Linked DNA regions of Mus musculus: regions 1 and 2 are each linked to region 3. Evidence: chromatin loops called from intact Hi-C (ENCODE). Cell type or tissue: left cerebral cortex. All regions are shown on one strand. Each heading gives the region's core, and the rest is flanking DNA. Links, peaks and the distances in the headings are about the cores only.

Region 1 (10,614 bases), core at 1,683-9,682, 150 kb after region 3:
GTGGGCTTATCTTTGCAACATCCTTATTTTCTGGGAATTCTTTGATTGCTGTGTCAATTATAGGTGTGGTAAGACTGTCTACTGTGCTGAGAAGCGGCTCCTAAAAGCTCTGATTTTGCCCTCTAAGTCAGCAGATTCAAATCATCAACTTGAGTGTCCTTACACCTTCCTTCCTACTGCTATACTAGGGATGGTTTAGGCTTCCCGTCACTGCCTCTGATGAGTGTCAGTCACTTTCAGCCATTGGTGACAACTGGCCAATCTGGGAGGAACCTGGATCTCAGTGTCTTCTGTGAGTGGTCCTAGTGGCTAGTGAAGATTGAGAATCATTTGCTAGGTTTTAGAGTAGAAACAGATGTCAGATGTGACCTTGGCTGGTAATGTAGGCCATTGAGTCACAAGTTTAGGTGCATTAGAATCATCACAGGAGTTATAAAGCCCCAGGGCCCAGATCACCTACATCCTAATTATGTCAGAACATCTGGGGCAGGAGCCAGTGCGTGGTTTTTTTTTTTTTTTTCTTTCCAGTTAGTCGATTTTTGTGTGACTGTTGGCTTAGATTCACACTAAAGTGATACTTACTTTTTCCAGTCTCCCTTTGTCTGTCTATATTTGTAGGAGCTGAATGCCAAGGCTGCTTCTCTTTTTGAAACAAATGACGACCATTCTGTAACAGAGGGCATTAATGTAATGAATGAGTTGATCATTCCCTGCATCCACCTGATCATTAATAACGACATCTCCAAGGACGACCTCGATGCCATCGAGGTCATGAGGAACCACTGGTGCTCTTACCTGGGGAAGGATATTGCAGGTGTGTGTTATTAGCACTGCGTAGTTTCTGTGCTTTTGTGTATCTGAAGCCTCACAGTGCTCTCGCTCGTTTTGTTTGTTTGTTTGTTTATTTTGTTTTGTTTTTTCGAGACAGGGTTTCTCTATGTAGCCCTAGCTGTCCTGGAACTCACTGTGTAGACCAGGCTGGCCTCGAACTCAGAAATATATTGCAACTTCAAACCTCAAGAAAGTTTAAAGAGCCATCAGATAATCATACTCTACATAAATAAACTATAAAACCCCATAATTTAGTAGATGGGAAAACAATGAAAAACTAACACTCCTGCAGAGCACCGACTGTAGCTAGGGAGCAGGGTACCCTGGGTTTAGTTCCAAGTAGTCACAGCTCCTGGGAGTAGCTGGCTGACCCTGGAGTGGCTTCAGCTGCTGACTGAGGTAAGGAGGCAGAGAGAAGTAGAGCCCAAATTTCATGCTGTATCCATGGGATGTTAGGGGGTTTCAATCCCCCTAACAACCAGTGATGCTAAAGAGCGAGAGCAAAAAAAAAAAAAAAGCAAAAAAAGCCAGGCGTGGTGGCACACGCCTTTAATCCCAGCACTCGGGAGGCAGAGGCAGGTGGATTTCTGAGTTCAAGGCAGCCTGGTCTACAAAGTGAGTTCCAGGACAGCCAGGCCTATACAGAGAAACCCTGTTTCGAAAAAAAAAAAAAAAAAACAAACAAACAAACAAAAAAAAAGAAGAAGAAAGAAAGAAAGACAGACAATAGCACCATTTTGTGTGTGTGTGTGTGTGTGTGTGTGTGGTACAGAGCATCATATCCAATTTCTTAAGATTTAAGAGGATAGTTTGTTAAGAATAGCCATGATAACGAAACAGCTTTGCTACTTGGTAAACACACCTTTGCTCGTAGCTGGCCCGAAGCTTACTATGTAGACCAAACTGGCCTAGAATTCAAGAGATCCCTGTATCTCTGCCTCCTGAGTGCTAGGATTAAAGGTGTGCTCTAGCACACCAAGCTAGTTAAAAGTGTTGCTTGTGTTTACTGGTGTTGGGTGTATAGAGGGTTCATGTGTGTCACTCAGAGGGCAGCTCTGTGTACTTAGTCCTTTCTTCCCATCTTTCCCTGGGCTCGGTCTGCTGAACACTGGTCAGCTTGTGCAGCAGACGTCTTACTCTCGGAGCCAGCTCCTTATTCTCAGCCAAGAGGCTTGATACACCCCAGGTTCACACATAGCAAAATGGATATAGATTTTAAAAAATTATAGAGAAATTTTCTGTTTATAAATAACAAATTTGCATGATTGTGAGATGGGTTGTTTATCTTTTCATAAAAGCTTAAATCTTCGATAAATATCTGATACTTCGGAATTTAGAACATCTGAAAAACAGGGTTTTTCAGACTTGATTGATATTTTAATTCTATGAATATCAATGATGAGCATACCATGTCACATAAATACATAATTTTAATGCTAGAGATACATTGAGGGCCATTTCAGAAATGATTGAAATTCTGAGCTAATCACAAGCCAAGGCTCACTTAATGCCCTTTTATAAAATAATGAAACAAAAATCAGCAACCCAAATAGCAGTTTTTAAAAACCAAACCCCTTATTACAATTCACTCCACAGGTACACTGCTTTGATGCTCATGTGCATCAGATAATGGTGAGAAAGTGTTTGAAAGGCTTTTCTAGCCAGGCGGTAGTGGCGCACGCCTTTAATCCCAGCACTTGGGAGGCAGAGGCAGGCGGATTTCTGAGGTAGAGGCCAACCTGGTCTACAGAGTGAGTTCCAGGACAGCCAGGGCTACACAGAGAACCCCCCCCCCCAAAAAAAATCTTTTCTGTAGTTAGTAATGTTTCTATAAGAAAGGAAAACTTGGCACTGTTTGACAGTGACTTCATGTATATTGTGTGTTTTGAACCAAGACTGCAATGGTGTCATGGTTAGATGTTTGGTTTTGAGTGAGTGAGTACCCTTTACTGCTGCCATGACAAACTCTTTCCCCAACATACACAGACATGGACATAGACTGAGTTATGCAGCCCTATGTGGGCTTCTTGCCTAGTGTGGGAGGGTGAGTTGCAAAGGCATCTTCCTCTTAGCTGCAGCAGGATGCCTGCTGTTGAGTTGAATGTTGGCCCCTGAAGGCCCTCCCGGATGCTATAGCCTTGTTTAGCTGTGTGTATGACAGTTCATTTTCCCTCTACAGAGAATCTGCAGCTGTGCTTAGGAGAGTTCCTACCCAGGCTTCTAGATCCTTCTGCAGAAATCATCGTCCTAAAGGAGCCTCCAACTATTCGACCGAATTCTCCCTATGATCTTTGCAACCGGTTTGCAGCTGTCATGGAGTCCATTCAAGGAGTTTCAACAGTAACCGTGAAATAAGCCGCTCATGGACAGTCAAGACTCAGTCTGGTCTCCGGTCCCCTGCCTGTTATGTGGCAGTCTGTTGTGACAGATTTCCCTGGACAGAGGGATTGGGTGTCTGAGCGAGATTCAGACCCTCCCCCCTCTCGTGATGTGTGTTTAAGGGATTAAGGATAAAGTTGCACATTTTAGGTACAGAACCACAAGAGCTATTTCACTGAAGAAGGCAGGAGCCAGTGCATTAAGGTTTTGAATTATCCTAGAAGACCTGAACTGCCTTTGTAAATCTCCCATAACACTTGGGTTTGTCTAAACCTCGTGCCACTTTTAAATTACCCTTCAGGCACCAGTCTTTGACAGCAAAAGGGTGACTCATCAGAACTGAGCCAGGGGAGCAGTTTCTAGTTATTTTGTCAAGTTCAGGTGACATTTAAAAGTCCTCAGCTACCAGAGATTGGTAGTAGGGGTCTTGCCTGGCTCTTGCCAGTGATGAAAAGAGGTGCTGGTGAGCCCTTCCTTCCACATAAGGCTGCGCCATGAAGCCGCCAAGGGAAAGCTGCATCCCCCTTTGGTCTGTTTATACTTTAGATAAACCAGAAAACCTCACATTCAGTCTTGAGTGAAAGAAAAGAAAGCATCCTGGGCTTCCAGCCCTGTGCTGGTGTGACAGATGCCACACAAGGAACACTTAATAGTTAATAATCATCAGAAGCAGGTGTCTAAGGCTACCCGGCCTAAGAGAATTTTGATCCTTTCTCTCCCTTTTTTTTTTTTAAAGAAAATAAGGGATGTGAATTTGTATAAAAAATAACATCTATCTGTGTATATGTAGAAAGAAGCTGCTTTTTAAAGAACTTCTAATTGGAAACTCATGTTTTAACCAAATTTTAAGGATTAATGGAGCAATCATGGGAGGGAAGAACACAATACAACTATGCAGGTTTTATAAATGTGCAATAAAAGTATTTGTTTTACCTTTGGTATGTAGCATGACCCTTTTTGAAATACATGTTTTCTATTTTGGAAATCAGTGGACTTCATCGAATTTATATTTTAGCCTTTCTATTTAAAAGGGTCACGGGAGAAAACAAAAGATGAGCAACTTTCTCTCTCTTCCCCCTGACTTGTTTTCCAAAGGTTTGTTTTTACTTATGTATGTGTATGTAATGTATGCAAGTGCCCAAAGAGGACAGAAGACGAGGCCCCAGAGCTGCTGGAGTCTTGAGCCACCTATTGTGTGCTAGGAACCAAACTCCACTTAGCACAGCAGTTCTTAGCCTGTGAGTTAATGCCTTTGGGTGGTCAAGAGACTCACCTAAGACCACCATCAGAAAACACATATTTACATTATGATTTATAACAGTAACAAAATTAGAGTTATGAACCTAACCACTCAGCCCTGTCTTTGCTCTGTCTGTATTAGTCAGGGTTCTCTAGAGTCACAGAACTTATGGGTTGTCTCTATATAGTAAGGGAATTTGTTATGATGACTTACAGTCTGCAATCCAACTCCCAACAGTGGTCAGCAGCAGCTGTGAATGGAAGTCCAAGGATCTAGCAGAAGCAGCTTTATCCCTTGAGTTCCATGGCAGCCAGGGCCACACGGAAACCCTGTCTCAACAAAATCCAACCAACCAACCCAACACCTATTAATTAAAACTAAAAGGAGACTTGGTGATTTGGCTTCGTGTTGAGGCATTTGCCTGGCAGGCTCATGGTCCTGTGTTCAAGCCCCAGCACTTCAAATCATTAGCAGGGTGGGGGGAAGTTACCCTACGAATCTCTAGAAAAGTAGCTACATGAAAGACATTGATGCAATTAGAAAGAGCTCCACATGAGACACCCCCTTTCAGACTTTCAAGTCTTTACTGTCTTTTTGGCTAGAGTGGATGTAGATGTTCTAAAAGCTCAGCTTTCCGGGTCCTGAGGCCACCCTGGCTCTGCAGTTGCTAAAAGTGCTTACTTCATATGCACAGGACAGCCGTGAGTTCCATCCCCAGCAGCATAAATCTGGCATGTCTGATGCCTGAAATCTCAACACTGGAGGTGGAGCCAGGAGGCTGGTAAGCTCCGTGCCATGCTCAGCTATGTAGAGAGTTCCAAAGCAGCGCTCTAGACAGGAAGCACGGATCCTCATCTTTTTTTTTTTTTTTTTTTAATTTGGGGGGACTATCCTACTGGGGATTGACTAGGGACTCAGCAATGTCAGAGATACATCCCTAAGCCAAAAAATGTTTCCAATTAGATCAACTTTGAAGCCTGTGAGAGGGCTGGAGAGATGGCTCAGAGGTTAAGAGCACTGACTGTTCTTCTGAAGGTCCTGAGTTCAATTCCCAGTGACTACATGGTGGCTCACACCCATCTGTAATGAGATCTGACGACCTCTTCTGGTGTGTCTGAAGACAGCTACAGTGTACTTACATATAATAAATAAATAAATTAATTAATTTTTAAAAAAGCCTGTGAGAAAAGTCCTTCTTAAAGACTGTAAGTTGGGGCCTGGAGAGATGGAGTTCAATTCTCAGCAATGACATGGTGGCTCACAGCCATCTGTAATGGGATCTGATGCCCTCTTCTGGAGTGTCTGAAGACAGCTACAGTGTACTCACATAATATAGAAAAATCTAAAGGAAAAAAATTAATGTAAAGATGTAAGTAGTTCTGTTTTCAACCCTCACTTGGTCTTCAAAACAACAGGTGAGTAAAAATTGGCGATTTAGGTGAATGGTGTCTCAGTGGATGCCAGCCTTTCACTACATGTCAAGTAGCAGCCCGGTACCAGCCATGCCCCGTGTCCTGCACTAGGAGAGTTGGGAAGACAGGGTGCTCTCCTAACAGTGCTCTAGCTTGTGCCCATTTCTCTACAGAGAAAGCAATAGGAAACCAGTGCCATCAACATCTGTGAACATGGGATTGAGATGAGGGGATAAAGAGCCCCCAGCAGGCACAGGTGAGCCAGGTGCCTGCAAAAACCCTGATGAGGCTAACCTGCGCAGAGGAGGATTTTCTGAGTCTGTGTGGTGAAGCAGAAGATGAGGTTCAGGAGAGCACCCGTAAGGTCAGAGCTTCACTTAGCTACTTATTGCCACAGGTGTGGGCTGCTTCAGCTCCCCCTCGCTATCAAAGGGAGCAGTCAGATGTACTCTGCTCTGAAAACCCTTTCAAGATCTTACATAAATCTCTCGAACTAAGCCCCGGGCAAGATGCTGCTTCAGTCGGAGGGCTTGAGTTCTCTGTCCTGTAGGATGCTGAGAAAGGCAACAGCATCTTTACGAAGGCCCTGAAGGTGCTGCAAGGTCTAATTCCATCCTACATCATCAGCCTTGTCCTCCTCTTCTTCGTCAGGAACTCCATCCACCCTTACCTTTGCAACAGCAGCCATTTATTTCTTCGAGGTGCCCAGCTGTGACTCTGAGGACTTCACTTACTTTGTATCATCTTGAATTGTGTGGTGGTGCGTTGATTGGAGTGGTTTTGCTTATGTCTGTGTTCTTGGTCTGAATGAGGACCGTGGGTACAATGTGTCTTGGTTTTCCCTTAGTTCCCAGCACAACATGTGCTTATGCTTCCCAGCATTCCCCGTGCTTATGAATATTTGTTAAATGGGCGAATAAACAACTGGATGGGTGAGTGATGGCCCCATGAAGCAGGCACTCTGTATACAGACTGGGAATCCTTGGTTATTTGAGCCTCGCTTTTTATTGACACTTGGCCCACCGAGCCTATTGAAAAAGTCTGGTTAGCTGGAAAAACAAAACAAAAACCTAGTCATCAGAAATAGTCGTATGATTGTCCAGAGAAGAACAAAATAAGCTTTGGTGCACACAAAATAATCAGAGGATTATTTTCACCCTGATATTTGGCTACGTATGTTTGTGTTTGTTCACAGATGAGTGCACATTAAAGAAAGGAGCTTTTCCAGAGAAACTCAACTCCCAGTGACCCAGCTTTCAATAGGAAGGGGAAAGTTGTTGAGAAGTTGTACTTGTAGTCTATTTCCTTGGCCAGGAGTGTTCTCTCTTTTCCTTCAAAGACAAAGTCTCTGTAGCCCCGACTAGCCTTGAACTGAGACTCACCTGCCTCTCCTGGAGTATTGGTTCAAAGTATGTATGCACCACTACACGTAATTCTTTTTTAAACATTTTTTCTTAATTTCATTACTATTGTGCATTATGGTGTTGGAGGAGTGCTACATTCATACAGTGCACAAGCACAGGCTAGAGGACAGTTTTGTGGAGTCAGTTCTCTATTACTGTTGTCTGGGTTCTGGGGTTCAAACTCAGGTCATCAATTTGGTGGCAAGTGTCTTGAGTCACTGAACATCTTGTTAGCCTGGGAAAAAGGCTTTTTACAAAAGGATGCTGGTTTGGGCTGCTTTGGCAACTGTGTTTATTCTACAGCGTTGGAGATCAAATCCAAGATCTTACATGCTAGGTAGATGCTCCAACCACTGAACCTCCCCAACCCTAAATAATAAAATAACAGTAAAGTTCCTCTCTCCCTACTCCACCTCCTCTGTGTTTCTGTCTCTGTCTGTCTGTCCGCCTTACTCCCCTCCTCTTTCTGTTTGACAAGGTTTTATGTGGCCTGGGCTGGCCTTGATCTTCTTGCCCCTACCTCCCAAGTACTAGGATCACAAGCATGTCCCACCACACCTGCTATTATGTAGTGTTGGAAATGGAATCCAGGACTTTGTACATGATAAGCAAGAGTGCTGAAATCCTCCGTAATAAAACATTTATAATAGGCTTTTTTTTTTTCATGTGGTAACAGACATTTTTGTGGAGCTGAGAATTCTTTGCACACACAAGCCTACCTTGGATGGTTAACAGGCACAACTGTTCTTGAGTAACCAGCTTGTCCCAGGGTAGTTAATTTGCTAGTTTTAGTAGTCAAAGTACAGAGTCCTGGACAAATCAAAAAGGTTGGGACCTTACTATTCACAGAGACCATTACCTTCAGTAAGAAACATAGGACCATTCACAGCCTCATGATGCAGCAGAAACAAATCAGTGCCCTTCTAGAACACTGGGGACCTAACAACAGCAGAGACTTGTGGTTCAAATCTCACACCTGAAGAGTCCATGCTAGAGCCTATTGTGGACCAATAACTAATTTTCCTTTGCCAACACATCAACATTTCTAGCTAGGCATACAATGCCTCTTCACACCAGATTATTTCTGGTGACTCCAATTTCTTTCTTTTTTTTTTGGTTTTTCGAGACAGGATTTCTCTGTGTAGCCCTGGCTGTCCTAGAACTCACTCTGTAGACCAGGCTGGCCTCGAAATCAGAAATCTGACTGCCTCGGCCTCTCAAGTGCTGGGATTAAAGACGTGTGCCATCACTGCCCGGTGACTCCAACTTCTTAAAACGTCTTCCTTGCCGGGCAGTGGTGGCGGCGAACACCTTTAATCCTAGAACTTGGGAGGCAGAGACAGGCGGATTTCTGAGTTCTGGTCTATAGAGTGAGTTCCAGGACAGCCAGGGCTATACAGAGAAACCCTGTCTCGGAAAAAAAACAAAAACAAAAACAAAAACCAAAAACAAACAAACAAACAAAACCCAAAAACTTCTTTAATAATAAAGTGATTAAGTATTTAAATAATACTGAGGGGTTATTATTATTATTTCAACAAAGTAACCTAGGCTGGCTTTGAATTTAGGGCAGTTCTCTTGGCTCAGCTTCCTGAATTATTGGCATTACAAGTGAGAGCCATGATCTCCTCCTCCCCACCCCCAAAGCTTGAGACAGGATCTCACCATATAGGCAAGGTTGGCTTTAAACTCTCAGTTCTATCAGCTTCTGTGTGTTGAAATTGTAAGCATGAAGCATAACCTTCAACTGGAAGGATTTCTATGTAAATAAAATTTCAAATGAGATAAACATGTTTGTAAGACACTGTCCTGACTTTTAATTCTCAACTGAAGTTCGCAGATCACCAAGATAATCAAACCTTTGCCAAATATGATAGTGGCCACTCCTTTCCAACAGAACTAGGAAGGGCAAGGAAGAGAAAGGAGACTACTGGCATTCCTTTATTATAGAGAGTCCTAGGCAGACTGTAGCTCTAGATGACCTGGTTCACCGGTCTTGGTGTGAGATGGAAGGAACCATCAAATTCTTCCTCTACTGGAGCACAGGCTTGTGGGGCCGTGGCATCAGCCATCCAGGAAGAAGATCCATCTTCATTTTCCAGGCAAGCTGAAAAGATGAGGAGGAGTCCACCCACAGCTAGGAAAAGCCCAGCAGCCCAGCCCAGGAACAAGGCGTCTCCAAACTCCCACCGGGGCACAATCTCAGGGATGCTGTCATCCCAGAAGTCTTGAAATGTGGCATAGGCCACCCAGGAGACTGGAAAGAGGGTAGTAGCTGAAGCTGATGCTTCCAGAGTCCCTCCCAGGAGGCACAGCCGAGTCTTGAAAACTCCTCCAGGCCTGTGAAACCGGAAGCATTCCAACCCGCAGCTAGACAGCAGAAGTCCCAATAGTCCCAGCCCATGGGAAGCCACCATGAGAATTCGGGCTACCTGTAGCTCTTGGGGCAGAGACAAAAACGACTCGAAGGCTTTGCATACAGTGCCAGCTTCCTCCTGATTCACGCATGCCTCCCAGAGTCCCGAGACCCAGGTTTCCATTTCATTCAGATCCAGAGTGAGAGTCTTCCACTGGGGAAGAACGGTGGTGACACAGGAGCACACCCAGCCAAGGACAGAGAGGAGCAGACCTCCAAGCTGGACTCTCCCACGGAAGCTACAGGCCATGGTTGTGCCCTCTGGAGGAGGGGATAATGAGCTCAGGGACTGGTCAGCTGGGGTGACTTTCTGGGAAGTTAGAGTGGATGGAAGTTGCAGAAAACGGTGGTGTTAATTTTCAATGCAACAGCTGAGACAGGTGTTAGGAATTTGGCAGTGTTTGGGCCTAGGGGTGTGGCCAAGATCAGATGTGAGGATGGATTCTGAAGGAGGGTCCCATGAGCCAGTCCGATAGCTAGAGATTAAGCTGTCACTGTGCTTGATAAATACTTTCATAAAGTCAAAAAAATCACTCCTTGACTCTGGGGTTACAAAATTGGTATTCTGGAAATACACCTTGGCACGATCTTTCCCAAGGACACTTTCATACTTTTAAATATATGGGGCAAGTGAAAACGCTCGGTGGATAAAGGTGCTTGCAGCCAAGTGAGACAACCTGAGTTCAAGACCAAGGTCTCACGTTGTAGAAGGAGAGAACTGACTTGTATACATGTGCTCATGCATCTGAATAAATGCGACTAAATATTTAAAATATGTATAGACTTTGACACAGAACGTATCTATAGGGATTTTATCTATGTTCTAGGTAACTATATCGAAAGATTTATTTTAAACATCCATTGAAGCTTGTTAATAATTATACATCTTGGTTAGTAGAAGTGATGTTAAGACCAGAGAGACGACTCAGCAAT
Region 2 (10,614 bases), core at 1,416-9,415, 78 kb after region 3:
TTGAGTCTGCCATTCTCTAACAGCAACTCAGGCCTGGCTCACCACCATTAAGAGAGTCTAGAAGAATATCCGTTCAGAAGGCCCTCTCCACAGCCGCCAAACCCCTGTACCATGCTTCTCCACTTCCAAGCAGTATGTGGCACCTTTTAGATGGACCAACATCTTCTGGAAGAAGCAGGGGGAGAGGGCTTATTATGCAAACATAATAAGGAAGTGTTTATTATGCAAACGGCGACTGAGTTATGTGTCCTTTAAGACTACTAAATAGTTTTTAATTACTGCTATATCAGTAAATCCCATAAATATGCAAATGCAATTAGTTCACAAAATAGGCCTTAAATATCTTTATTCCTCTCCAACAAAGTTCTTTGAAGTTAATCGCTAACTCTCTTTGTTCAGTCCCTTGGCAGTTGTGCTGAAATTGACAGGAATTTTGACAGATGTACATATTCAAGGAGAACCAAGGTTTCTGAGCACATCTGGTCAGGATGGATGGAGGAGGAGAGACCAATGCTCTTGCCAAATCAGTGTCCACTGAGTCCGCCCCACCCCACCGCACCACACCCCAGCAATCTCTTTCCTGTGTTGTTGCTTTTTCTTTGGCTTTTGGAGATAGTGTCTTACCTATAGGCATTGACCTCACAGTGATCTCCTGCCTCAGCATCCCTGAGATTATAGGCATGTGCTGTCTTCCCACTTGTGGTTCATTGACTTATTAATTTTATTTTGACAGCTTAAGCTGGCCTGAGGATGGCCTTGAACTCCTGATTCTCTTGACTCTGTTTCCTGAGTTACAGGTGTGCTCCACTACACCCGGTGCTGGTGACTGAACTCCGCTGATTTGTGTGTTAGGCAAGCCCTTGACCAACTGAGTTATATGCCGCTCCCCACCCCATATGTAATTTTTATTACTCCATGAAATAAATATCAACCTAACTACTGAGACAGCGTGTCAAATCCAAGCTCACACTCGGTTTGATTTTCCTCTAGATTGGAACTTGAGTTTAATAATACATATTTTCTGGTTATTAATTAATCAGTTCATTAACATAATAGTCATGATGGTTTGTGCCTGTAGTCACAGCTCTTGATATACCAATGCAAGAGATTACAGTGGTTCAAGGCCAGCCTATGCTACAATGACCCTAGACATACATACCCATAGGTCAAACCAATATAGGCAACCCTTCATTGAATCTCCCTTTCCAAGTGATTCTAGGTTGTATTTAGTTGACAATTAAAGCTAACCTTCACACAGTGGATATTTAATAGGTGGTCTTGTTTATCTCCGTAGTTCCAGCCCAGAGCTAAAGAATGATCAGTAAATGTCCAGAGGGGTTGGAGGAGAGAAAAGTGAGCAAATGAACAGAAAGGAATTGTAGCTTATTCAAGAAAGGGCATACTAAGAGGGGCCCAGCTCTCTCAGAACCACATCCAAGGTGCTATCTTTTTGCCACTATTTCATAAAGCACAAGGAGAAGGATGGCTTGGATTTGAGCCAGGCTGCTGCTATTTGTTGGGCTCAGTAAGCAAGCAACACTTAAGGAAGTAGAGAGGCATAGGCCCAGGCACAGATGGATCCTGCCTCTCTTGGTTTCCCGGAAATTGCCTACAGTCCAGGGTCTTACACATCCTTAGGAGTAAGATGGATTCTAAGACACAGAAGGAGCTGAGCCAAGTGTGGTAAAATCATTAATCCCACCCATTTGGAAAGGTGAGGCAGGACTGTCATGAATTTGAGTTCAGACTGGACTATGTAGTTGAGTTCACAACATACCAGAGCTACATAGAAAGATCATGTTTTAAAAGGGGATAGCATGGAGGTTGGGGGTTCAAAGATGACTTGGTCAGCAAAGTGCTTGCCAGGTGAAATGGTTTGAATAAAAATGGCTCCCGTAGGCTTGTATAGTTGAATGCTTAGTCATCAGGGAGTGGCACTATTTGAAAAGGATTAGGAGGTGTGGCCTTATTGGAAAAAGTAAGTCACTGGGGGTGATTTTGAGGTTTCAAAAGCCCTTACCAAGCTCTCTCCTCTCCTCTCCTCTCCTCTCCTCTCCTCTCCTCTCCTCTCCTCTCCTCTCCTCTCCTCTCCTCTCCTCTCCTCTCCTCTCCCCTCCCCTCCCCTCCCCTCCCCTCCCCTCCCCTCCCCTCCCGTCCTCTCCTCTCCCTCCCTCCCTCCTTCCCTCCCTCCCTCTTCAGATCAGGATTTAGTTCTCAATTACTACTCCAGTGCTTGCCTGCATGCTGCCATGTTCCCCACCATAATGATAATGGACCAAACTTCCCAAATTATAAGCAAGTCCCCAGTTAAATGTTCTTTCTTATAATAGCTGTGATGGTCATAGTGTTTCTTCACGGCAGTAGAACAGTGACTAAGGCACCAGGCAAGCATGAAGACTTGAGCTCAATCATCAGGACCCATGTAAAAAGCCAAGCAGGTGGTGCTCGCTGGGAATGCCAGCGCTGAAGAAGCAGAGAGGATGCCTGACCAGATGCTTGACAAACCAGTGAACTCTAGGTGTTTCCAAACGTGAGGACAGTGATAGAGGACGATCTCCAACATTGACTCATCCCCCAACTGGCCTCCCTCACCCTCTTTCAAGGTTCTTCTTTGAGTGTTGTTGTTGTTGTTGTTGTTGTTGTTGTTGTGTGACAAGGTTTCACTTTGTGGCCCAGGTCCAGGCTGGCCTGGAACCCGCTATGGAACCCGTAGTTGTTTTGGTTAGTTTGATGTCAACTTGACACAGTTAGAGTCAACGGAGAGGAGGAGGGAGCCTTAATTGAAAAAATGCCTCCATAAAATTGGACTGTAGGGAAACCCGGAGAGCATTGTCTTAGTTACCAATTGATGGAGAGGGCCCAGCCCCTTATGGGTGGTGCCATCCTTGGGCTGGTGGTCCTGGGTTCTGTAAGAAAAGCAGGCTGACCAAAGCCATGCAGAACAAGACAGTAAGTGGCACCCTCCCATGGCTTCTGCATCACCTCTTGGTTCCCGGTTCCTGCTCAGTTTGAGTTCCTATTCTGATTTCCTTTGATGAACTGTGATATGGAAGTGTAAACCAAATAACCCTTTCCTCCCCAAGTTGCTTTTGCTCATGGTGTTTCATCACAGCAATAGTTCTAAGACTGTAGTCCAGGCTCTCTTCAAACTCATGGCAAGCCTCCTGCATGAGCTGCACAGACAGGTGTGAGGGTCACAGGACCAAGCCTTGACACCGATTTTTTTTTCTGCAAATGACTCTCTTATTTTTTTATTTTTTTAATTAGGTATTTTCTTCATTTACATTTCAAATGCTATCTCAAAAGTCCCCCATACATCCCCCCACTCTCCTACCCACCCGCTCCCACTTCTTGGCCCTGGCGTTCCCCTGTACTGAGGCATATAAAGTTTGCAAGACCAAGGGGCCTCTCTTCCCAATGATGGCCGCTAGGCCATCTTCTGCTACATATGCAGCTAGAGACACAAGCTCTGGGGGTACTGGTTAGTTCATATTGTTGTTCCACCTATAGGGTTGCAGACCTCTTTAGCTCCTTGGGTACTTTCTCTAGCTCCTCCATTGGGGGCCCTGTGATCCATCCAATAGCTGACTGTGAGCATCCACTTCTGTGTTTGCTAGGCTCTGGCATAGTCTCACAAGAGACAGCTATATCTGGGTCCTTTCAGCAAAATCTTGCTGGCATATGCAATGGTGTCTGCATTTGGAGGTTGATTATGGGATGGATCCCTGGATATGGCAGTCTCTAGATGGTCCATCCTTTCGTCTCAGCTCCAAACTTTGTCTCTGTAACTCCTTCCGACACTGAATTTAGAGGCTGTTCTATTTACTTATCGATTCCTCCTCTCACTGCGTGAGGAACTGTGCAGGTGCAGAACATCAGAGGAGGAACAATAAGAAAGCACCAGGGACCTGAGTGGAGGTTGAAGGTGAGAAACTTTCAGAACGCATGAGGTAAATAAAAAAAGCCTGAAAGATGGATGGGCTCCATGAGAAGCTGGAAGAAGATAGGAGGAAACCAGACAAGGCAGAGTAAAGTGGCCTCTGTAGCCAAACAGGGTGGCACACACCTGTAATCTTAGCCTTTGGGAGACAAATGCAGATGGATCATTGAAAGTCTGAGGCCAGCTCTATAAAGCAAGTTCAAAACCAGCCTGGGCCACACAAAGAATATAAGGCAAGACCCTATCTTGGGTAGAACGGTGGGCAGGAGGCTCAGATATAGCTCAGTTGGTAGAGTTCATATAAGCCAAAGGTCCGAAGGGCAGTGGTGGCACAGGCCTTTAATCCCAGCACTTGGGAGGCAGAGGAAGAAGGGTTGAGAACCGAAAGCCATGTACAGCTACATAGAGAGCTGGGGGCCAGTGCCGTCTATCTGAGACCTTGGGGGTTTGGTATTTATTTATTTACTTTGTTTATTTGCTTTTTGTTTGTTTGTTTTTGCTGTTCTGTTTTGAGACAGTTCCCTTTGTTCTGAGTCCAGGTAGGACTCACAGCAGGGCTGTAAGATGAGAGCATGGTGCCTTCCAAGGGGTCACAAGCACATCGTAAAAAATGTGGGCTGGTAATTACAGACTCACATGAATAGATTTACAAGTTCATGACACAGAGTGCTAACAGGACTTAAAATAGGAAACCGAAATATTGTATAAGTCTGTATAAGCGCTGTGATTATAATGCTGTCTCCGAATGGCCTGGAGCAATTATTCCAAAAGGCACAACAGCTGTATTTGCCCCCACATTGCCATTGCTGAAATTGACACTGTCATTGCTTCAGGAGGAAGGCTTGGCACTAATGATAGGGGGCTGACTATGGCTGGAGTGTGACAGACCTCTAGTTAGGGCCCTTAAAGACTGAGGAAAGGAGTCAAAAAAAAAGCTTTCAGGAAGCCAGTCTGAGGCAATGGATGTAGTCAGAGTGACACCTAGTGGTGGCCCTTCAGCTCGCGTTTGCAAATTCTGTGCAGTGACAAAACTACACTCAACCTATTCTGAATTCTTGGTTTATTATCTATCTATCTATCTATCTATCTATCTATCTATCTATCTATCTATCTATCTATCTATCTATCTGCTTATCTTGTTTTTTGAGGAAAAGTCTCACTGTGCATCCCTGTGTGACCTTGTACTTGGGGTGACTCTCCTGCCTCTGGCTCCCAAGTGTAAGAACACACTCCTCTTTAGATTATGCTTGTTTTGGTTTTTGTTGTCCAAGCTGGTCTTAATAATGGAGGATGACTCTGAGCTCCACATCCTCCTCCGCACACCTTCTCAGACAGGGATTATGGGGAATCCATACCTAGCATTAAACAAATTGCTGAGTTTATTACATTTACATATTTATTTGTTGTGTATGTGTACATGTGTTTGAGCACGTGTCATAATGTTCATGTGATGGTCAGGACAAGCTGCTGGGACTGGCTCTGTTCCTTCACCATGTAGATTCAAGGGATCAGACCCAGGTTGCCGGGCTCCTTGGTAAGTGCCTATAGCTGATGAGACATCTCACCAACCCTAGACTTCATTATATGCTCTGTTTTCAGACTATTTGAGCGTCATGTATTCTTCAGTTTGTGTCACTCTTACTTTGCTCTTAATTTGCTTCCAGGAGGGACTGGAGAGATGGCTCAGAGGTTAAGAGCACCTACTGTTCTTCCAGAGGTCCTGAGTTCAATTCCCAGCAACCACATGGTGGCTCACACCATCTGTAATGGGATCTGATGCCCTCTTCTGGTGTGTCTGAAGAGAGCAACAGTATACTCACTTAAAATAAATAAATCTTAAAAAAAAAAAAAAAGCCCGGCTGTGGTGGTGCATGCCTTTAATCCAGGCACTTGGGAGGCAGAGGCAGGCAGATTTCTGAGTTCCAGGCCAGCCTGGTCTACAAAGTGAGTTCCAGGACAGCCAGGGCTATACAGAGAAACCCTGTCTCGAAAAAAACAACCAACCAACCAAACAAACAAACAAATATACTAGCCCAAGTTAGGTTTTTGGGCTTGAGAAATGGCTCAGTGGTTAAGAGCACCAACTGTTCTTCCAGAGGTCCTGAGTTCAAATCCCAGCAACCACATGGTGGCTCACAACCATTTGTAATGGGATCTGATGCCCTCTTCTGGTGTGTCTGAAGAGTGACAGTGTGCTTACATTCATTAAATAAATAAATAAATAAATAAATAAATAAATAAATTTTTTCTTAAAAAAAAGTAGAATTCCCAATAGTAGAAATAAATAAGATCTCACCCCTGAAAAGTTTTTAAACAGAACTGAGCATATAAGTCTGTAATCCCATCATCCTGGATTCTGGGACAGAAGGATTGCCAAGAGTTTGAGGCCAGTATAGGCTACACAGCAATACTGTCTCAAAACAAACAAAAAACAATATGATTTAAAACCATATTGAATTCTGGCATATGTTATGAGAAGTCAAATTCTATAAGGTCTTAGAAACTTCCTGCCACCAGGCCTGGCTACAAATAATTTATTTCATTCACATAATTTTAGGCTTAGATTTATTCCAAACCTACTTTAATAAAGGTTCTCAAATGCTTCAACACCCTGCTCCCCTTCTAGCCCACCATCCAAAGGTAGGGGAGAAAAGATGGTAGATAGGACAAGGGGATGTGGACCTATTTAGAAGTAGTTCTTTGGGGTGTGTCTTAGTTAGGGTTTTACTGCTATGAACAGACACCATGACCAAGGCAAGTCTTATAAAAAACAACATTTAATTGGGGCTGGCTTACAGATTCAGAGGTTCAGTCCATTACCATCAAGGTGGGAGCATGGCAGCATCCAGGCAGGCATGGCACAGACAGAGTTGAGAGTTCTATATCTTCATCCAAAAGCTGCTAGTGGAAGACTGACTTCCAGGCAAGTGGGGTGAGAGTCTTAAGCCCACACCCACAGTAACACACCTATTCCAACCAGGTCAAACCTATTCCATCAAGGACACACCTCCAGATAGTGCCACTCCCTGGTCCAAGAATATACAAACCATCACAGGGTGATTCCAATCTCCGTTTGTCAGGATACCAGCAGTCCAGTTCAGTAGTATCAGGTTGCTGCAGTCCAGTTCAAAAGTACCACCAAACACAAATCAGCAAGGATGGCAAGATGCAGCAGAAACCACTAGGCCTCTGTCAAATCAGCATGAGTCAGCGGGAGTGACCAGGGCCAACCACAACGCCAGGGGTTCTCTGCTGTGTCTCTCTCAAAGAAGATCAGCAAAGGCTTGAGACCAATAAGGAATTGCATAGCTAGCTATGCAAGCACCCCATCACTGTACGTTGAGTCCTATTTATTCTCTCTCTAAACATCACATGTCCTCTCATAGGTCTTGCCTCAGCAAAACATCACATGAATCTACATCACATGAATCTACATCACATGATACAACCAGGAATTTTCACTTCATACAATAGAGATCAGGAAATGAAATGGAGGGATTTCATCCTGGGCCTACAGGGGAGTCTGACCAAGAAAGCTGCACTAGGGGGCCTGGCATGCACACGGCCACACACCCCACTGGTGCAAGGGATCTGCATGGTCTAGGATCACAAAAGGAGAGGACTCCTAGAGGTTTCCCAGATTTCTCCTGGGCAAAGCTTTATTGGTCCAAAAGAAAAGTCTGGCAAAAATCTGAGCTGTAGGCCTTAGCAGTAAAAGCCCAGAAGTCCAGTGGAAACATAGAAACACTACCAGGGATGGAGAAAAGATCTGCAGAGACCATGAAAGGTGCACCATTGCAGAGTACAGCACGACACACGGGGAGGTACAGAGTTTGAGTCTTCAAGAGACAAATACACATGTAGTGAGGATGAACTTCGTGATCCTCCTGTCTCTGCTCTGAAGTGCTGGGGTTACTGGAATGACATCGTGCCTGTTTTTTTGTGATGCTGGAGGTGGAACCTGGACTTTATGCATGCCAGGTGTCTTAGGGTTTTATTGCTGTGAAGAAACACTATGGTCCCAGCAACTCTTATAAAAAAACCTTCACTTGGGGATGGCTTACAGTTTCAGAGGTTTAGTCCATTATGATCATAGAGAACCTGTAGGCTGACATGGTGCTGGAGGAGCCGAGAGTTTACATCTTGATCTGAAGGCAGCCAGGAAGAGACTGTCTTCTGCAGGCAGCCAGGAGGAGACTGGAACTCCATACTGTCTCCAAGGACCCTAAGAACTAGCTTTTTTAGGAGCCCAGTCATGCAGAAATGCAATTAGCTATTTTTAAATGAACATTACTCCTACTAGAGGGCACTCTTCTCTCCCCCGACAGCTTTGATGATTTGTCTGTAAATTTTACCAGAGGCACAGGTTCCTGACCTGACCACATTCTTCTTATTGTGGGTCACTGTTTCAGAGTTACAGCGTGTCGAGGCTGAGAAGGTGCAGTGAGAATCTAAAACAGAAGCAGACATACCCAAAGAAGATTTTCATAAGCATTAAAACAGAAATCAATCATTGAATGGGAATTCATTCTGTCCGTGTACAAGTGAGACTGCTTCTTTGAGCATGTTTGTTTACAGATGTGGCCACACATGACAGTCACCATGGAGTTTCAAACACATCCCATATCCCATGACTTCAGAAGTAACAGGGGTAAACCATTGTGTGTGTGTGTGTGTGTGTGTGTGAATGCACACACGTAGGTGCAAGTGTGTTTGTGAGTATGTGACAGAGGTCAACATCAGGTCACTGTGACTTTTTCCTCTTTATATTTTTTTATCCTTTTTTCTTTTTGTTAGTCAGGGTCTTTCAACACTGACTGGGCTCACTGACTGGGCTAAGCTGGCTGCCAGAGAGTCTCTCAGTGATCTTTCTGCCTCAGGCTCTCAAGTGTCCAGGCATGTGTCACACACCCAACTAATTTCTTCCTCCTCTCCTTCTCCTCCTTTCCCTCTTCTCCTTCTCTTGAGCTTCATGTATCTCAGGTTGGCCTCACATCCAATATCTGGCAAGTGACGACCCTGAACTCAGGGTATACACCCTGAGTCATACTTTGCTCTTAAAGGATGTTGTTAGGAAAGCTGACATCACAGCACTGACCAGTAACATCTGTATCTGGGAGACTGGCTAAGGCAGGGGGATTGCTTTGAAAGTGAGGTCAGCCTGGGCCACATAGCAATATTTTGTCCTAAAAATCAAAACCAAAAAGGACTTCTAGAACCCCTCAGCAACCAGAGCTATGTCCCTCGTTCTGGTGATGAGAGTGTTGATCACCTTGTCCTGTAGACCTGGGGATAGGGACATCACCTAGAAAACCGAATGACACACAACTTCAGCTCTGTCCAGCACTTCAACCCGGAGGCCAGTGTGGAAGTTGCTTGCTCATACTACCCAGGTGTTCCGGTCTTTCGTCATGTACTGAAGGTTGGCTCAGTGACAAGACTGTTTACCCCAAATGCATCACTGGGTAAAAGTCCTTGCTGAACAAGCCTGACTAGCTGAGTTTTGGGTCCTGGAACCAATCCATGGTGAAAGGAGAGAATCAACTTCTAAAAGTTGTTTTCTTTTCTTTTCTCTTTTCTTTAGATTTATTCATTATTATACATAAGTACACTGTAGCTGTCTTCAGACACACCAGAAGAGGGTGTCAGATCTCATTATGGGTGGTTGTGAGCCACCATGTGGTTGCTGGGATTTGAACTCAGGACCTTTGGAAGAGCAGTCAGTGCTCTTAACTGCTGAGCCATCTCACCAGCCCCTGAAGGTTGTTTTCTAACCTCCATGTATATGCCTGCATACAAACACACATAGACACACACACACTAATAATAATAATAATAATAAAAATAATCTTGTTGGTTTTTTTAAAGGATATATGTTGTCTTAGTCAGGGTTTCTATTCCTGCACAAACATCATGACCAAGAAACAAGTTGGGGAGGAAAGGGTTTATTCGGCTTACACCTCCATACTGCTGTTCATCACCAAGGAAGCCAGGACTGGAACTCAAGCAGGTCAGGAAGCAGGAGCTGATGCAGAGGCCATGGAGGGATGTTCTTTACTGGATTGCCTCACCTGGCTTGCTCAGCCTGCTTTCTTATAGAACCAAGACTACCAGCCCTGAGATGGTCCCACCCACAAGGGGCCTTTCCCCCTTGATCACTAATTGAGAAAATGCCTTACAGTTGGATCTCATGGAGGCATTTCCTCAACTGAAGCTCCTTTCTCTGTGATAACTCCAGCTGTGTCAAGTTGACACAAAACTAGCCAGTACATATGTCTTGGCTAAATAATACTTTTTCCAAGGTCATATTCTCTCCTAAGGTGGCTTACTTCCAGTGGGTATAAAGGTCAGCTCTGTTTTCCTCCTCATTTATGGCTAATCTAACATTAAAAACATTCAGCTGAGGCCTACCTTGCAATTGGATGTCTCCTTTTCAGTCTTGCATCTCTTCCTTCTCTCTTGACCCCACAAACACTCCTCAATAGGATTCCTTATACTCAGCCGTTTGGAGTTTACCGTGACAACAGATGCCAACGGCCACCCACAAAGACAGATGCTAACATGGGATTTTGCAGCTGGACAACCTGAGGACTGGCTAGCAAGAGGTCACCATCATCGTAAGTACTGCCCACACCGAGGAGAAGTAGACCTCTTCCAACTTTGCCTGCTGTTGC
Region 3 (10,614 bases), core at 2,150-10,149:
ACTCCCAAAGAAGGAAGTTAGTTGGAGCCAAGAATTCAGCAACTGTACAAGGGATCCGAGCTTTGAGGTTCATTTGCGTAGTGCAGGATTTTCTGCCCATGCTCTATCCATTACACGCAGTGCTACATATAACTTCACATATCACGTACCTATTAGCATATTCAGTGCCACACAGGGATGTGTTTAAGTATGGTAAGGAGCCCAGGTGACATTCACACACTATAGAGTGCCTCCATGCCTGTGGCCATCGGATTTATCTTTAGCACTTGGGATGTACCCTTGTATACACACACACACACACACACACACACACACACACACACACACACATGCCCGCTGGCACTCGGGTGAGTACATAGAACTCAGGTTATCAGCCTTGTAGAGCAAGGATCCCTGCTAAGCCATCTGATGGGGTTTTTTTCATATGCAGATTTTGTAAGGCTTTGTGTCAGGATTTCCAGGGAAGTGCACCTTCTGCCCTGCGGTGGACAGCCTGTCTGAGCCAACACAGCCACCTGTAAAGCTGGAGCATTAGATGCCAGGACAGTGACGCAGAGCCTGAGTCCCAGCATAGCACACACCTCAGCAGATCTTCACGTCTTACCATTTCTGACATCCAGGACCAGAGGTCCGGTGGGAGGGGGCTACTTGTCTCTTCCTGGATACAGGGTGATTTTTGTTCCACTCTTAATCTGGGAAGCCCCAAGGATCTGTTAGGAGGCTCAGAAAAACAAATTTATTTTCTGGGGAGCTTACAGATTCCTTGTGTGCAAAGGTAGTAAGAATATTGTTGTAAGAATAGTTTTAAGAACAATACAAACAATGTCTCACTATGTAACTCTGGTTGTCCTAGGACTCACTATATAGACAGACTGGCCTTAACTTGTAGGAATCTGCCTGCCTCTGCCCCCCAAGTGCGGATGTTGAAGGCGTGTGCCATCATGTCCCACATAGTAAGACAACAGTTTATTGAAGGTGTTCTTGTCGCTCAACCCTTCTGGGTCAACTATCAGCTCCCCAGCGAGATTCTCTCAGCTGGCAGTGCCCACTTCAAACCACACCTATCATACCCCAATCCACCTTGGAGATCACCTCTCAGAGAAGATAGAGGAGGCTTGCCCGTTCTGTGAATGGTCGCCCCCAAGCAGCTCAACAGGGACTGTTCTAGAGTCAGTCCCTCCTTCCTAAGGTCTAGGAGTTGCCAGTCTCCTATGAGTTCTGCTGAGTCATTTGACCTATGACCTCCTCCAACCCCACCCCACCCCACACACACATAGGAAAGCCTTCTAACTCCTCAGGCTATGTCAGGAGGAAAGACATGACCATTCATTGGGCAAAGCAGGACATTCCTTTCCCCAGCCACCAGCCTGACTTCTTTTGACTAGGGGAGGAGAGACAGGTGGAGAACCCAAAGACTCTCTTGCCTCTGGGGCTATAGCTGATAAAAGGGCTGAAGAGAGCCCAAGGCAGCAGGTGTACTTCACTTGCCCCAGATGACCCCACTTAATGGCTTGCTGCATGCACAGTGACTTTTTTCCAGGACAGGAAAGCACTGGCTTTATGGTCATCATAAGAAAAGAGCTCCAAGCTGGGTGGTGGTAGTGCATGCCTTTAATCCCAGCACTCAGGAGGCAGAAGCAGGCAGATTTCTGAGTTCGAGGCCAGCATGGTCTACAAAGTGAGTTCTAGGACATCCAGGGCTACACAGAGAAACCCTGTCTGGAAAACCGAAAGAAAGAAAGAAAGAAAGAAAGAGAGAGAGAGAGAGAGAGAGGGAGGGAGGGAGGGAGGGAGGGAGGGAGGGAGGGAGGGAAAGAAAGAAAGAGAGAGAGACAAAGAAAGAAAGAGAAAAAGAGAGACAAAGAAAGAAAGAAAGAAAGAAAGAAAGAAAGAAAGAAAGAAAGAAAGAAAGAGAGAAAGAAAGAAAAGAGCTCCAGTAGGAACCACCCCACCACTTCCTTTGTTAACTGAACAATTATTGAGCCACCATCCTGTGCTAGGCAGAGTGCTCTGCTCTGCAGACCTCTCTGGGTAAACAGTGTCACCCATGCAGTGTGAGCTCACGATTTGGGCAGATACAGACCCCGCTATAGCACAGTGCAGTGACTCCTGGGAGAATTGTAAGCCTGGTGGCTGGTGGGTTTGAAGTTCATCACCGAGAGTAGGTCTTAGGAGCAAAGGAAGGGGCATGAACACATCAATCAAGAGGAAAGGGTGGGGGACACATGGAGCCTGAACCCCTATGGAAATATCAGGAGGGAAAGGCACCATTCCATTCCCTGGTTCTGGGCTGGGTGATCTTGTTGAAGCCACCGTACCATCTCTTGCACCCACTGTTCTGGACAGAGAAGCTGGACTAGGTGGTTCCTGGTATCTCAGAGGCCTGCAGGGCCCTCAGTTCTAAGCCCCATTCTGGAATGTCTAGCTCTGGAAGCCCTGGCACCATCTTAAAGCTCCACTCAAGAGGATGGGCTGTCCTGGGGTTGGGAGGAAATGGGAAAAATGGGCCTGGTCCTGTTGCTTGCCATGGTTGTATCCTGGCCTCCTGTCTGCTTTCTTGGCCCCTTCTTTGAGGTTCTAGAGCTGAATTGTATTTATAAAGTGAACATATCGCACATGTTGCCTGATACAAAGCATGATTTCTCTTTCAGTATTAACTCAGTGTGTCTAGGATGCCCCACTTCACAACTTTCCTGGGTTAGAGACAGCTAGATTTACAAAAAAAGCAAGAATAGCCAATGAATGAAATTTAATCATCTGCTAAACCCTCACAGCAGACTAGTAAGGTAGGTGCTTTGTTATGTTGATTTTCACAGACTGGAAGATGGAGGCACATGGGAGATTGGCCAAGATCTCAGGGTAGGAATTATGCCCCTGGTTAGGGTGTCTGCTCCTGACCTCTAAGGCCTGTGAGTGTGACGCGCACTGTGAGGCAGAAGGACATTCCTGAGCAGAGACTTCTCAAGATAAGCAGATTCTAGGTGATCAGTGTGAGCCGTGGTGGTTTGTGTGAGAGAGGCCGGGAAGACGTCACAGTCTGTAAAGTGTTTGCAAGTATAAGGACCTGAGTTCAGATCCTGGCACTCACAAAATGCTGGTGGGGGCAGGGGGATGTACCTGTAATCCTAAGGCTGGAGGAAGGCAGAGACAGGGTGGGGAGTGGGGGGAGGGGGGGACAATCCTTGGGCCCTGCTGGCCAGTAGCCTAGCCAAATCAGTGAGATCCAAGTGCAAGGAGAGCCTAAGGAAGATACCCATTGTTGATCCTTGGCCTCTGCATACACACACGTGTGTGGCACACACACACACACACACACACACAGACACACACACACACACACACAGACACACACACACACACACAGACACACACACACACAGACACACATACACACACACACACACACACACAGACACACACAGACACACACACAGACACACACACACACACACACACACACAAAGGGAAAACCTAGACAGTGTGTTGGGGCTAGAAAGGGGGCTCAATAGTTAAAGCACTTTCATCTATACCCGACTGTAGGATGGTAAAAGGCAGCCTGGTTCCTGGTTGAGCTAAGGCTAGAAACCCCAGTGACCCTAAAGAGATGGTAGACATTTCTCCTGATTCCCGCCACCAGGCTGCTGTCACTGGCCACAGTCCTTCATAGATCTGTGGCTTTCAGTCACCTAAAAGCAATGCTCCAAGCCCCTCCACAGGTAGAGGACATGACCTGTGGTCGCATAGCCCCAAGACAGATCTCTATTTTAATGAGACCCAGAGGCTTAGCCAAGAAGCTTTCCTTCCCAGACACTCCTCCCTGCAAACGGTATTTAACCTCAGCCCCAATCTGAGAAGTGGGGTATGGTTTTACTCATCCACTTTCCAACATGACAATAAATATCTTAAAACCATGGACTGCCTCTTTTCATCAGGATCTGTTGTGGGGAGCCATGGAGAAGGCCTTTGCCTATAGAGCTGCTGTCTAATCTCCTGTAGAAGGCATCTCTGTGCCCCCAAGCCACGGCCACCAAGCTCAAGTCCACCACCACCAAGCCAAGGACTTTCTCCCTGTAGGACCAGCTGGAGCCCCCCTCTTTTCCTCCTCAGCCCCTGGCTAGATCCAAGCCATGGGCCCCCACTCCATTCTCAGCTCTTCTACAGGTCCCAACGACACCTGGGTGTCCAAGAGCCTGAGAACCAGCCAGCCATCTCTGGCTGTCCCCAGGACCTCAGACTGGGCTCCACTCCCAGAAAAGTGTCTCCGACTTCCCTACAGCCCAACACCCACTCTGCGACTTTGTGGAGTAAACCCTGTCAACTTCCTGAGCCTCCTTAAGTGGCTGTACCCTGTGGTAGAGCAGAAGTAGAACCCATTAACCCTACACGGGAGGACCTGAATTGAGGGACCTTAAGGGCATTTTTCAGTCCCAACCCTCACTCAGGGTATGTTAGGTTAAAGTTCTCCTCCAGACATTTTAACTGATAATCAAAAGGATGTCAGGCTAGATACAGACATGGGTGATCAATGGCTATTAATGGGCACTAAAGATAGTCATGGTAATTTTAGCTCCGGATCTGCAACATGCCAAATCTCCACACTCATGGATGTTCTAATCAGTCAATTAATATTCAAAACCATCACCACAGATGTGGCTTCTGGGGGGTGGGGGGAGAGAACTGCAGTTCACAAGGACTGACCACAAGGCAAGTGCATTAGGCCAAGGTGGAGTGGGAACGGGGTGGGGGCAGGATTAGTGAGCATGGGGAGAGGGGGGCAGCATTGTAGCCATGGTGTGGACATTGTATATGTTGTCCTGATACCTAAAGGAGTAGATCCCTGAAAGTCCTGCTCAGACAGCCATGTGTTCCTGTCCTTCCTGAGCCAAGCCTGGGGTAAATCAGTGTCCCCCAGGCACTTACCCTGCCTGTCCACCTGTCTGATCTGTTCCTAGTACTTGTGTCCAGTAGTCCTCTTTGGCCCTTCTTTCCCCAGGATGGTGAAGAGTGGTTCCAAGTTTACATAGCATGGGTTGAGGTTGGGCAGAAGAGAGAAACAAAGTCCTCTGAGGACTTGTGTTGAGAGAGCTTTGGGCGAGAGTGTTCCACACCACATCTTCATCACACGTGCAGAAAGGGGGAGAGCTAGAGGAGTCAACTTTGTGCAGGAGAGGGTGAGCATGTGATCCCGCCAGAGCACAGGCACAGCCTCAGAGCCTAGGGCTCAGTGTGGGCACAGCTGTGTGGTGGAGCTGCATTTGCCTCCATACCTGGAGCTCAGGAGGGCTGTCCTTATTGCTGGCCCAAACGACAGGGCTGTCCTTGAAGGAAAGGGGCTGCAGACACCACTGATGAGGCATAGGAAGGCTTATTTGGAAGGCACAGCAGGAAAGGGGCAATAAGAGGCTTTGTGCCTGACTTGCCATAAAACTTCTGGGCTTTGCTGCCACCTGGTGGACAGAATCTAGAAGTCAGGTTGTAAATGTCTTGGCCACACATTGGCGTCTTGTTTTATGTTTCTTTAGTGGGGGGAGTTTTTCTAGCTGGGAGAAGTGAGTTCCAGAGTTCCTGTAGTCCCAAGTGTCATGCTCACAAAGCTCTTTCTTCTGTGGATCTGGTGCTCCTACAGAGGGACACAGGGGGTTAGGGCTGCGTGGGAGACCTGGCCAGGCTCAGACTGTGATCCTAGAATGCCCACAGCTCTCACACTGGCAGAGCAGAAAACCGGAGGCTCAAGTTTTATAGAAGAATTCTGTTAAGAAGCTGGGGGAGGCAGAGGCAGGCGGATTTCTGAGTTCGAGACCAGCCTGGTCTACAAAGTGAGTTCCAGGACAGCCAGGGCTACACAGAGAAACCCTGTCTCGAAAAAACCAAAACCAAAAAGAAGAAGGAGGAGGAGGAGGAGGAGGAGGAAAGGGAGGAGGAGGAGGAGGAGGAGAAGGAGAAGAAGAAGGAGGAGGAGGAGGAGGAGAAGGAGGAGAAGAAGAAGAAGCAGCAGCAGCTGGGGTGGAGGGGATGGGGTGAGTGTGAGAGATAAGGGTGGGGCAGAAAGGACACCGGTGTCTGGATACAGCATGGCACAGGCAGGCTCTTTAGCTCGTGGCTTTAAGATCAGTGCCTAGCTCTTTGATTCAGCCTGCCCTTAACAGGGGTAAGCAAAACAAAGGTCCCCAGCCACCACTTACTAGGATCAATCCTGAATGGTTCCCTGAGCTGACCAAGAAGGGCCAGCACGGCGCTAGATGTCTCTACGAGAGCCTTGTAGATTCTCTGAACATTTCTTCACTGGGATATCGGGACCCCTAATACCTAAGATGTAGGAACTATGTGGGCCCCACTTTACAGATGAGTAGGTGGATACACAAGGAGACCCAGGGTAGGAACAGATTTTATACTTGGAGTCTGACACTCCACAACAGTAAACATGTTTCAGAAAGCAGTAGGATGCCCATGTATAGCTCTGGACTCCCTCCTCCTCAAAGCTCCAATAGTGAACTGAAGCAGATCAGTCCTCCCTAGCAGCCCCCTTCCAAGCTACAGAGCTGGAGGTCTCCTTTTGAAAGTCTTCTAGGACATACAAGGTTGTTTCTTCTTTCCAGACTCCTGATTTAGTAATCATTGTTAGCATTGGCCTTGCCAGGAAGTTCTTTCTCCAGTCTAACTTCCAGAGAGAAGGGGGGGGGGAAGGGGGGCAGAGACAGAGAAAGAGTCAGAGAGAGGAGATTGAAGAGCCAGGCTTCTATTTTAAGATGGGGTATTCTTATTCTCTAACCATGACACTCAGGGCTAGCCATCACAAGCTTCGGTGGAATAGTTTAAATTATAGAGGACAATGTTAGAAAAATGAAAAGACGAAAAAGAAAAAAAAAAAACCAATCTAACTCCCAGCTGATACCTAGTTGGTAGTTGTGTGCATGCCTTGGTGGGGTATCCTCAACCCCTCAAAGGGCACCCCATGTGGCTAGAGAAAACCAAGGAGTTGGTGTTAGGCCAAGACAGTTGTGTGGGGTGGGTTGGACCAGTCTGACTTTATCCTCCCTGCCTCCAGTGCAGTCAGAAGAGCTGCCCCTTCTTGCCCAGCATCCCCCCTCCCCCAAACATGCAGAGGGAGGCTGAGGGAGTGATTAGCATGGGGCATTGTCCCCAGATAATGGGCCCCAGCTGCCTCCTGAAAGAAGAGACAAAGCGCCTGGCGGCTCCACGCGCATTATCCCCTCGTTAAATCTCTGTTATTAGATTAGATTCAGAATGTATTGATTCGGAGGCTGGGGGGAGGAGGAGGGGGAGGGAGGAGAATCTGGCTGGCGAACACTGGGCTGTACTTTCCCCCCTCCATCAACCAGGAAAGTTTTTCCTCTTAGCTAGGCTGGGAGAGCTCACTGTCTCCAACACTGGCTGCTAAGCTCAGCTTCCCTGTGCGAGCTCTCCCGAAAGCTGCCAGGTGTCCACTCTGGGGCATGCCTTTAAGGCCATCGAGCGCAGGTGGCCAACATCGGGAGCAAAAGCGGCTTCGCTCCTGGCAACCAGGGGCAATCTCTTAACAGCATCAGCTGCAGACTTGCGGAGCACCGAGGCTCACGGGGCTGCAGCGCATGCTCACTTATCTCTGGTGGAGGTTTGAGGAGGCTGATGAAAGCAGGGTAGGTGGGGATAGACTGAGGAGCACTTGGGAGGTAAGATGGGTCGGGGCATGGAGACCCCCCAGTCTATCTCTTTGTATGGGACAGAATCAGATGCAGTGGGGCCATGTAGACTAAAGCAGGCAAGTAGAAGCTGGAGTGCGCTACAAGGCCTCAATGCCTCACAGCCAACCGGAAGCAGGACGGACAGGCTGGTTCTGTCTTCCTTCTTCTCTCTTCTTTACCTAGAGCCCGGGGCTGACTTCTGTGCATCTGAATGATCATTTCTCAAGGAGTTTCTGACTAACTTTTCTTATTCCTACTTCAGGCTATCCTCTACCCAGATAAGGACAACTCCAGGGTAGAAACCATTGTCTCTTGACCACCTTGACCCCTCAAGGCAAAGACTTCTGGAGACCACCTCTAGACCAAGACTGATTAATTATTCATACCAAGAGGTATGAACCACTTGCCACAATCTTCCTTGACTTAATCTAAAAGCTCATGTGTGTAACCCAAACATGAACTTAGGGTCATTGTACCCTTTTATCTGATTTATCCCAATATGGCTACATCGGATAACTCTCTCTCTGTACCATTCAACTTTACCACCCTCTGGCAACAGGATCTCACTGTAGCAGCGAAGGCTGACCTGGATCTCATTTTGTATGCCAGGCTGACCTTCAACTAACAGTGATCCTTATGCCTCAGCCTCACAAGTGTTGAGAAAAAGGTGTAAACCACCATTCCTGGCTTTACTTGTCTCTTTAATTGGCATACTGGGGACTGGAGGCCCAGCCTAGCCTGTTTGGACTGCCTCAGCCTAAGCTTTGGTTATGAAAGGCGGGGATGGAGCAAGTGCCTGGAGGTATCCCCAGACAGAGACACCTCTAGTCCAAGGGTAGCATTCATAAGTAGAAGATGCTGCACTCCAGTACTGGGCCTCAGTTTCCCATCCCTGGGAAGCACGGCCCATATGCCAGATCAATGCTCCTATCGGATGTGGCCGTTGGACCAGAATATGTTACATGTGGCAGCTCATTCCTGAGGTGGTTAATTGGCCGCCTCAGTGCTGGGCTCTGTCGCCCCATTGATTGGGAATGAAGGGTGAGAAGAGGGAGATGGGGAATCGATAGGCTGATGAGTGTCTTACTAGCTTTCTGTTTGAACACTTTGTCAATAGCCACCCACTTAATGGCCAGTGGTGCATTGGCTGTCCATCTTTCTATCCTTGTGGCCTGGGACATGAGACCCTTCGGATAGTGTGTGCCTATGCCCGGCAATCCTAGTAGGTGGGGCAGCTTTTGGCTCTAAAACTAGGCTCCAGGTGAGGAAGTGCAAGGCCTATTCTGAGCAAGGGGGACTGTCCCCACTGTTTGCCCAGTCTTGCTCAGCCAAAGGCAACTCCACACCCTGTACTCTATGGTTTGCTAAAAGACCCTGATCCCCCCACCCCCAACCCCCACACACAGGCAAATGTGAAATTCTGAAGTCATCTCAAAAGTTCATGTGTTTGGAGTAGAGGTGGCCATGAGATTTCAATCTCAATTCACTTTAGGAGCTAGCAGCTAGTTAGTATCTAGAAGCTCTTTCTGTACAGTGGAGATCCTGGGACAAGAGGCAACTAAGAAAAGATAAGCCCAGGGAACCCTTTCTTTAGTCCTAGAGTCTTTCAAATGTGACAAACCCAAAGCCCCAGAGCTTTGCCCTCTGCCCAGCCTCCCATATGGTTTTATGAACTGAAACTGCAAAGTTTAGGGTGTGAGAATGTATCATTCTGAGTGTTTGAACTGTCTCTCTGTTGGCTGCCCTGCAATAGTTTAGGAGGTAATGGAATTGTTTGGTTTCTTCTGAGACATTTCTGGTGGGTAGGTGCTGTCCCTTTAGCCTGGTTTGTTGTCTAGTCCCCCTCTGCAAAGGCATCATCCTTTACTCTGAGTGACAAACAACTCAAGACAGGGAGAGGAATAAGATAAGGACAAGATAAAGTGTCAGATGAAACCTCTTCTGTACACTCTTGAGACTAAGAGGTAATGTTCTTTCTCTGGATGCCTGTTAGGTGGGTGGTGTAGTTAGGGACCTTCCTTAGCATGTCTTAAAAGGCCTGACAGCTAGGACCGGTGATCAGGACAGGTTATACGCAAGGGTATTAACCCAGCTCTGCTTTCCTCCTGCTTTTTGGTTAGGAGCATCATGTGCTGGCTAGTAAACGTTCTCAGAGACATCAATCAAAGCTTTGCATTCTCAGAGTCTCCCAGGCACAGAAAACGGTGGGTGCTAGCCGTGGTGCTGAAGCATATCTCCCTTTTAGAGAAAGCTTGTTCCCAGCTTCCTCTAAAGACCAGAATAGTTAGCTGGGCGTGGTGGCATACACCTTTAACCCCAGCACTCGGGAGGCAGAGGCAGGCGGATTTCTGAGTTCAAGGCCAGCCTGGTCTACAAAGTGAGTTCCAGGACAGCCAGGGCTATACAGAGAAACCCTGTCTCGAAAAACATAGTTGGCCTACATAGATCCTTTCAACATTTCCCCAGTGGGTCGCAGATAGCCCTCCTCTCTCTTCTCATCTGATAAATACACAGTCTTGACCTCCAAACTGCGATTCACCTCCTAGTTTGTCATGATGGAGATCATGCCGTCTTCTAGTTCCCTGGTCCAGGAAGCATCAGTCAGTGGAAGATACAGGTAAGCCCATCCTCTAACCTTTCCCCAAAGTTGAATACAAATGGTCACAGACAGAGAATAAGATATCATAGCATTTTATTATCCCCTGCTCCCATTGGCTGATGAAGCTGAGTGTTAGGGAAGTACCCACAGGTGAGCTGAAGAGGGAGCCATTAGGGGCTAGATAAAATAAGTGCAGAAGTCTCAGGCATCTATGCAAGACAATTTGCTTTTCTTTGATCAGAAAAAAAAAATGTGGAAATGAGCAGTTCCAGGGGCCGTAATCACAGAAGTACTGGTAAGGAAACCAGGGCTTGACGCCCTGATAAGTAAGGT

Evidence for each region. Hi-C counts contacts between places; a loop is a spot of excess contacts. Peaks named below come from ENCODE experiments on the same cell type or tissue, not always from the same donor. Only the 100,000 strongest peaks of a DNase experiment are listed, where the experiment ranks them.
Region 1: it touches region 3 in a loop (3-fold over the local background); 3 of 42 quality-filtered maps call a loop at or near these places.
Region 2: it touches region 3 in a loop (4-fold over the local background); 15 of 42 quality-filtered maps call a loop at or near these places.

What each region holds. Positions count from the first base shown.
Region 1 is chr9:49,038,364-49,048,977 of GRCm38, forward strand. Usp28 (ubiquitin specific peptidase 28) reads left to right here. Exons shown (of 25, transcript NM_001359739.1): 24 at 619-814; 25 at 3,011-4,154. The coding sequence ends at 3,186. It overlaps Cldn25-ps (claudin 25, pseudogene), which reads right to left and starts at 9,979. Exons shown (of 1, transcript NM_001384265.1): 1 at 9,194-9,979. The coding sequence starts at 9,931. The coding sequence ends at 9,239. In left cerebral cortex, for the core only: a CTCF peak has its summit at 5,766 (motif pointing left); a DNase peak (open chromatin) is centred at 5,229.
Region 2 is chr9:48,967,814-48,978,427 of GRCm38, forward strand. It overlaps Gm51673 (a long non-coding RNA gene), which reads right to left. Exons shown (of 3, transcript XR_003948157.1): 3 at 6,705-8,391. Among named protein-coding and RNA genes, the nearest start is that of Htr3b, 8.1 kb to the left of the region's middle. In left cerebral cortex, for the core only: CTCF peaks have their summits at 4,927 (motif pointing left) and 6,012; a DNase peak (open chromatin) is centred at 4,917.
Region 3 is chr9:48,888,856-48,899,469 of GRCm38, forward strand. Gm32335 (a long non-coding RNA gene) reads left to right here and starts at 7,375. Exons shown (of 3, transcript XR_379368.2): 1 at 7,375-7,637; 2 at 7,945-10,299. It overlaps Htr3a (5-hydroxytryptamine (serotonin) receptor 3A), which reads right to left. Exons shown (of 9, transcript NM_001099644.1): 9 at 10,358-10,614. In left cerebral cortex, for the core only: a CTCF peak has its summit at 5,447 (motif pointing left); DNase peaks (open chromatin) are centred at 5,437, 7,160 and 7,542.